2 separate regions of the Homo sapiens genome follow, and region 1 is linked to region 2. Evidence: chromatin contacts called from ENCODE Hi-C or POLR2A ChIA-PET data. All regions are on one chromosome and are shown on one strand. Each heading gives the region's core, a stretch centred on a gene start or an enhancer-like site at or near the end of the contact. The rest is flanking DNA. Distances are from core to core; before and after follow the strand shown.

What was found. Hi-C counts contacts between places; a loop is a spot of excess contacts on that map. ChIA-PET counts read pairs that join two places held with the same protein, here RNA polymerase II (POLR2A). Pooled maps may share reads with other maps.
Region 1: a pooled map shows a loop between it and region 2 (2.4-fold over the local background). The contact joins two enhancer-like sites. A Hi-C loop is called at or near these places in 1 of 50 pooled maps. POLR2A ChIA-PET finds 5 or more read pairs at or near these places in 2 of 52 experiments (BJ and HEK293T).

Annotation. Positions count from the first base shown.
Region 1 is chr2:38,531,102-38,534,792 of GRCh38, forward strand. No RefSeq gene overlaps it. Among named protein-coding and RNA genes, the nearest start is that of LINC02613, 17 kb to the left of the region's middle. RefSeq lists an enhancer at 2,491-2,620. Within about 2 kb of position 2,235, at least 6 of the 41 ENCODE cell types and tissues checked have a DNase peak (open chromatin) inside an H3K27ac peak, as active enhancers do.
Region 2 is chr2:38,145,053-38,148,737 of GRCh38, forward strand. The region is part of intron 2 of CYP1B1-AS1 (CYP1B1 antisense RNA 1); the gene reads left to right. It overlaps LOC107985871 (a long non-coding RNA gene), which reads right to left. Exons shown (of 4, transcript XR_007086290.1): 1 at 1,783-3,685. It also overlaps the pseudogene RNU6-951P. Among named protein-coding and RNA genes, the nearest start is that of CYP1B1-AS1, 16 kb to the left of the region's middle. RefSeq lists enhancers at 1,396-2,595, 1,650-1,699, 1,730-1,829, 1,901-2,709, 1,910-2,089 and 1 more. Within about 2 kb of position 1,444, at least 25 of the 41 ENCODE cell types and tissues checked have a DNase peak (open chromatin) inside an H3K27ac peak, as active enhancers do.

The DNA.
Region 1 (3,691 bases), core at 985-3,484, 390 kb after region 2:
ATTGAAAGCAGGATCTCAAAGAGATATTTGCACACCCATGTTTATAGTGCAGTATTCACAATAGCCAAGAGGTAGAAGCAACCTCAGTGTCCATCAGCAGATGATTAAACAAAATGTGGTGTACACATACAATGGAATATTATTCAGCCTTTAAAAAGAAGGAAATTCTGACCAGGCGTGGTAGCTCACATCTGTAATCCCAGCACTTTGGGAGGCCGAGGCAGGCAGATCACTTGAGGCCAGGAGTACGAAACCAGCCTGGTCAATATGGTGAAACCCCATGTCTACCAAAGTTCAAAAAAAAAAAAAAAATTAGCTGGGTGTGGTGGCGCATGCCTGTAATCCCAGCTACTCAGGAGGCTGAGACATGAGAATCACTTGAACTCAGGAAGCGGAGGTTGCAATGAGCCGAGATCACACCACTGCACTCCAGCCTGGGTGACAGAGTGAGACTATATCAAAAAAAAAAAAAAAAGAAGAAATGTTTGAGACTGTAAATTTTATGTTATGTGTTTTGTTTTTTGTTGTCATTGTTGTTTTTTAGATGCCCAGGCTAGGGTGCAGTAGCGCAATCTCAGCTCACTGCAACCTCTGCCTCCCGGGTTCAAGCAATTATCGTGCCTCAGCCTCCCGAGTAGCTGGGATTACAGGCACATGCCACCACACCTGGCTAATTTTTGTATTTCTAGTAGAGATGGGGTTTCACCATGTTGGCCAGGCTGGTCTCAAACTCCTTACCTCAAGTGATCTGCCTGCCTCAGCCTCCCAAAGTGTTGGGATGACAGGCGTGAGCCACCTCGCCCAGGCTGTGTTATGTGTTTTTAGCACAATTTTTTTTAAGAGAAAAGGAGATGCAAAAATAATTCTAGCTGGGCACGGTCGCTCCCGCCTGTAATCCCAGCACTTTGGGAGGCCAAGGTGGGTGGATCATCTGAGGTCAGGAGTTCGAGACCAGCTTGGCCAACATGGTGAAACCTCATCTCTACTAAAAATACAAAAATTAGCTGGGCATGGTGGCAGGTGCCTGTAGTCCCAGCTACTCAGAAGGCTAAGGCAGGAAAATCACTTGAACTTGGGAGGCAGAGGTTGCAGTGAGCTGAGATCATGCCACTGTATCCCAGCCTGGGTGACAGAGCAAGACTCCATCTAAAAAAAAAAAAAAAAAAATTCTAAATAGTTGATTGAATAATCTCAACTACTTGGGGATAAAACATGATTTTTCTCCTAATGTAATTGCCCCCAACTAATCCAGACTGACCATCCTTTTTTTTTTTCTCAAATAGAGGGTTTCTTAATCACATCTTTGCCACCTTCCATAGCTTTCTAGCCACCTTTGATTATTTCCGATTTAAGACTCAGTCCTTTGCATCCTGAAGCTTCAAGTCTCATCAACTCCCTGTCTACCCATGCAGACTGGGTCTGTCTGTGACTCTAGCTTAGGCTTGATCTCTTTACCCATCATCTTCTCCCCTCTGTAGAGCCAGCCCTCCAGTGTGTGCTGGTGCAGGAAGAGAGAGAGGCAAAGGGCAAGTGTCTCCTCTCAGCACAGCAAGTTTGCATGGATCCATCCTGCACGCCCTCAGGAGCTGAGAACTCAAGGCAGCAGTTCTGGGCCCTCTCTGCCAGGCAGTATATCCCTTCCCCACTATCTCCCTCCCATCCTCTTCTCCACAGCCCTAGGGCAGATTGACAAGCCCGAAGGCCAAGCAAACAACCATCTGGGAGCACAACTCTCCTTACAAACACCTCTAGTTTTCCTTATGATTCTCTTAGGTCCCCACCCCATTCCTTGGCTTCAAGAAAGAGAGTGAATAACCCCTCTCCCCAAGACCAGTCCACCTCACCCTCTCCTTTGTCAACCCTCAGAGCTTGAATGGGGAATCATGGAACCAGTTCGGACTCCCCCTATAAGGCAAGGGGAGCTTGGCAGGCTCCAGCTTTTGGGGGCTTACTGGTGTCTCTCGGAATGGAGAGACCTTTCGTTCTCACCTTTAGACCCTCTTTCAAGCTAGTGGTGTCAGAGGAGGGAGAGATCACTTTCAACTTTCAGCGACAGGGAATCAGAGAAAACCTTTTTGGAGAGGGAACATTTGAACTGGGCCTCAAAGGCTAGGTCAGATTTGGCAAAGTGAAGATGAATGGTCAGGTGAGAGAGAGGGAAGGCAGAGGCGAAGGCTCAGACACAAGGAGTTTCGTGGCACGCAGGCGTACCAGTTAGCTACGACAGACATGCGTGCAGGAGAGTGGAGAAAGGAAGTGAAAGCATGCCCAGTGTTTCACGTTGCCTTTGGCTTGGTCTGAGCTGTCTGTCCCGTGATGCTTTGAGGAGGGTGTAGGCAGCTGTGCAGCCATTCTCAGGACCTGTATTTGCATTTGCACAGGCCAGTGAAGCTGAGAGTACTGAAGTTCACTGATGCTGGCCAGGAGCTGTTTGGAATGACTGCCAATCTTGAAAGTAGAGTCCGTGTATCTCAAGACATAAAATTAGCAAAATTCTTCTGCAGCCAATCCCATTTTCTTGCAGTCTTCATGCAGAAGCACCAGCTTCTCTGAGCATTTGAATCACTCCACACAGCTCCTTCTATCCTGAATGACACTGCCCAAAATACACTGAAGGCCTGTCCAGCACCCTGAAAATTCCACGGCTACACAACATGAGGAAGCCGAGTCAGGGGAACAGGGGGCTTCAGGTTAGCTGTGGCCACTCACGTGCTCTGTGATTTTGGACAAGTCAGTCTCTGAACCTCAAATTCATCAGAAATGCAGGGGTGATACTAGCTGCCCTAGCATAGGATTAAATGAGGGAGGTAATGTGCATGAATACGTTGAAAAGTGTCAGCCGGGCGTGGTGACTCATGCCTGTAATCCCAGCACTTTAGAAGGCTGAGGCCAGTGGATCGCTTAAGACCAAGAATTAGAGACCAGCCTGGCCAACATGGTGAAACCCCATCTCTACTAAAAGCACAAAAATTAACCAGGCATGGTGCTGCGTGCCTGTAGTCCCAGCTACTTGGGAGGTCGAGGCTTGAGGATTGTTTGAGCCCAGGAGGTGGAGGTTGTAGTGAGCCAAGATCACAACACTGCACTCCTGCACTCCTGGGTGACAGAGTGAGACTCTGTCTCAACAACAACAGCAACAACAATAAAGTAGTGACATTGATGTGTATCTTACATGATGAATGCAGTTTCCACTCCTCTCAAGACCCCAGAGTATAGTGCATAGGGAAGCAGAAAGCATTTGTGTTCCCAGGGGGGAGGCTGGCTGTGCAGGGAGGACATGATCAATAACACTGCCAGCTTAAAATAAGCATCAGTGTCACCAAAACGCTGCTTCCAAACCAACCCCTGATGTTCTAGGTCCACCATTCCTCTGTCCCACCTCCCTGCTTTACCTCTTTTTTTTTCTTTTGTTTTTTTTAGACGAAGTCTCACTCTGTCACCTAGGCTGGAGTGCAGTGGTGTGATATTGGCTCACTGCAACCTCCGCCTCCCGAATTCAAGCAATTCTCCTGCCTCAGCCTCCCGAGTAGCTGGGATTACAGACGCCTGCCACCATGCCCGGCTAGTTTTTGTATTTTTAGTAGAGACAGGGTTTCACCAGGTTGACCAGGCTGGTCTTGAACTGCTGGTCTCAACTGATCCGCCCACCTCGGCTTCCCAAAGTGCTGGGATTACAGGCATGAGCCACTGT
Region 2 (3,685 bases), core at 194-2,693:
ATCATAGTGTAGATGTTTAATAAATATTTACTGAATCAGTGAATAATGAATAAAAAGTACTCTTCCATGAATCTTTCTTATACTCATGCTTAGCTCTCACTCTACCTTTCTAACAAATGGCCTAAGCAGAGGAAGATGCTAAAGGGGCTGCTAAGGCAGCAAGAAAATCAAGTAACACAGAAACAGAGTCAGTTGGTTCTTTGCACTTAGGATTCTCAGAAGAATTTTTTGCTTCTGCCTTCAAAATTAAACTGGAATATTAAAACTGATCTTTTGGTCCCTGGAAGATGAAGTACAAACCATCATCAAAAAGTATCTACTGTTGGGACTGGTGACTCACTTTGTCCTTCCCTCCTGTAAGCCATGAGAAGGAATCAGAATGATTCTGTCATCAAGAGCATCACAAATCCTGGATCTTCACCTGATTAATGCTTCACGTCTAGCACAAGCACTTTCATTTTCAAGGGATTCCATACTGTATTGTCTAGCCCCTGGCTGGGTTGGGATATAGTTATCTTGGTGGCATAGGATCAGCATGTGTAAGAGCGGGATATTATTGGGCGCTGTATTGAAAAGAGTAACCCTGGGAAGGTGAGGGTGATTATTAAGACCAACTCTGAAGCGATGACTGGTGACCAGAAATGAGTTGATGTCAGAAATTTCTACAGAGATGGTGATAGCTTATAAAGGTGAAAATCCAGTAAATAGTCTGGGGTTTAAAAACTCAAGTAAGGGATGAATCAAGGGATGATGCAGAAATTATGTGTAGTAGAAAAGGCAGATGTCAGGGGTAGAAATACATCACCGGGCAAGTAAGGCCAAGTACGTGCCCATCTGGAACACAGGGCAGAATCTCTTCAGTAAGTTGGCTTTATTGGTTTTAGTCATTTTTATCTATTGCTGATGCTCATGTGATACTTTGTTTCTTGGGTGAATTTCGGTATCTCAGACAGACACATACAAGGAGAAAGAACAGAAGTTCTTAGGTAGTTTTTTAGTAATAGAAGTTCTTAGATTTTTTTTTTTTTTTTTTTTTTTTTTAGTAAGAAAGAAAAGTGCTGGGAGAGATTGATCGTTCCTTATAAAAAGGCCTTCATTCCTCACAAAAATACAACTTTCAGTCAAGAATTTGGTCCTTTAAAAAAGAAAGAGGAAGAAAAGAAAGCATGAGCTCTATCCCTCTTTTGACTAAATACTACCACTGACTTTCCTGTTTAGAACTAAAGGCTGTCTCTTGTTCCACAGGTCAAATGCATACTTTTTAAAATGCCACTTGACCCCTTGGGTTCCCCATTCTCAGTAGAAAAACAAAATGGTCATTAATTTATTTTGACATGCAAACTCAGCTGAACATTTTTTGGTGATTCAACCCCACAGATGTAAAGTGAAAGAGTGCCAGAAAAGCAAGTGAGAGCCATGAGATTACCACAAGTCTGTGAGCACATTTTTTTCAAGGCTTACAGAATCCCAAAGCTTGCCCTTGCTTCAGGAAAAAGAACTGGTTGACACCTGAGAGGTTTTAAGCCACAAGAAGCTGAGGCCCGTTGTGAGGAGGGCAGGGACAGTGGGGCCAGGCCACACGCGACGCGTCACCCACCTCCTGCCTCACCTCCCCCCACTGAGATGTCTGCTGGGTGGGAGGAGGCTTATTGCCAGAGAACAGTCTGGTGTTTTCTGTTCCTGCTTCAGGAAGTCCCCCTTCTCCCGCCACCCCCGCAGCTCCTCAGCCTGGAAACAACTTTTAGAGAGGAGAAGGGAAGCAAAGCTTTCAAAAGCAGATACCTGTGGGGTTTGAAGGGAGGTGCCCCTTGTTCAAGTATTTCTCCCCCAAAATTGAAAGGACACTTCAGATTCATTCATTTTAGTTTTGATGTATCTTCAGTAATTAAGAAGCCACTAAGAAAACTGACCCTGGGAAGGCAAATTCCTGAAGCTGAGTCAGATACAGCCAGCTCTTACCATACCATCTGACCCTCAGTTCCCTCTGACCTCATCTCTTCCCACCTCCTCTCTGTCTGACTCAGCAGTGAGGCCACACAGGCCTCCCTGCTGATTCGAGAATGGCTCCCACCTGAGGCCTTGGGCCCCCCTTGTTTTCGCCCCCACATACCCATCTGGCTTCCCCTTCACTGCTTCCAAGGCTCTCCTCAGAGAGCATCCTGTCAGACCAGTCTTTCCTGGACATGCTGAGTGTACCTTTCCCCTATTTCATTTTCCTTCGTGGCACCTTTTACCACCTGATATGTTCAATGGCTCTATGTTTGTTTGTAGTAAGTCTCGCCTGACTAGAATATAAGACCCATGGGAGAAGAGACTTTCTGCTCTACCCTTGGCACATACCGGGTGCTCAAAAAATATTCAAGTGCTCGCTTCGGCAGTACATGTACTAAAACTGGAACAATACAGAGAACATTAGCACGGCCCCTTCACAAGGATGACACACAAATTTATGCAGCATTCCATAATTTCGAGAAATACAAATCAAAACCACAATGAGATAACATCTCACACCAGTCAGAATGGCTATTATTAAAAAGACAGAAAATAAGAGTTGCTGGTGAGGCTGCAGAGGAAAGGGGAAAGCTTATATGCTCTTAATGGAAACACAAACTAGTTGAGCCACTGTGGAAGACAGTTTGGAGATTTCTCAAGGAACTCAAAATAGAACAACCATTAGACCCAGCAATCCCACTACTGAGTATATACCCAAAGGAAAGTAATTCATCCTATCTTAAAGACACATATGCTCCTATGTTCACTGCAGCACCATTCACAATAGCAAGGACATGGAATCAACCTAAGAGCCCATCAACAGTGGATTGGAGAGAGAAAATGAGGTACAAATACACCATGGAATACTATGCAGCCATAAAAAAGAATGAAATCATGTCCTTTCGCAACATGGATGGAGGTGGAAGGCATTATGACCTCCATAAATGACCTAATGTAAGAACCTAAAACAAAATATTGCATGTTATCACTTGTAAGTGGGGCCTAAACGTTGAAGACACATGATCACGAAGATGGGAACAATAGGCACTGGGGATCACTAGATGGGGAAGGAAGGGAGCAGGGGGCATGGGCTGGAGTGCCACCTGTTGCGTCCTATACTTATTCCCTGGGTGATGGGATCATTGGGATCCCAAGCCTCAGGGTGATGCAATTTACCCATGTAATAAACCTGCATGTGTACCCTTTAATCTATGATAAAAGTTGAAATTAAAACATAAACAAATAAAATCCTGAGTACTGTTTCAAAAAATATATTTGAGGAAAGAAGGAAGGAAAGAGGGATGGAGAGATGGAGGAAGACTAAAGGAAGGATCGTGGCCCTGAGAGAATAGAGCACAGGCCAGGGGTGAGATACAGAGTGAGATGGGAGCTGAATGGGGTCTCTGAAACTAGACATGGAAGACACCAAAAGAAACATTCCTACTTCATCTTTCCCTGTGCCTGGGATAATTTACTCCTGGATGGTAAAGATATGTCTTGGTTTCATCTGTGTTAAATAAACCTGCACGATGTTACAAGCTGGCATTGCTTCATAAGCTTGACCTTAGCTTTCAAATAGGACCTCGATCATTGCTCAATGACCAAGTCACAAAGTTGCCTAATGATATTGGCCCACAGCCATGTTATTGCAAACATGGCAATGACTGGCCAAAACCAGGTGTGCTCCTTACAT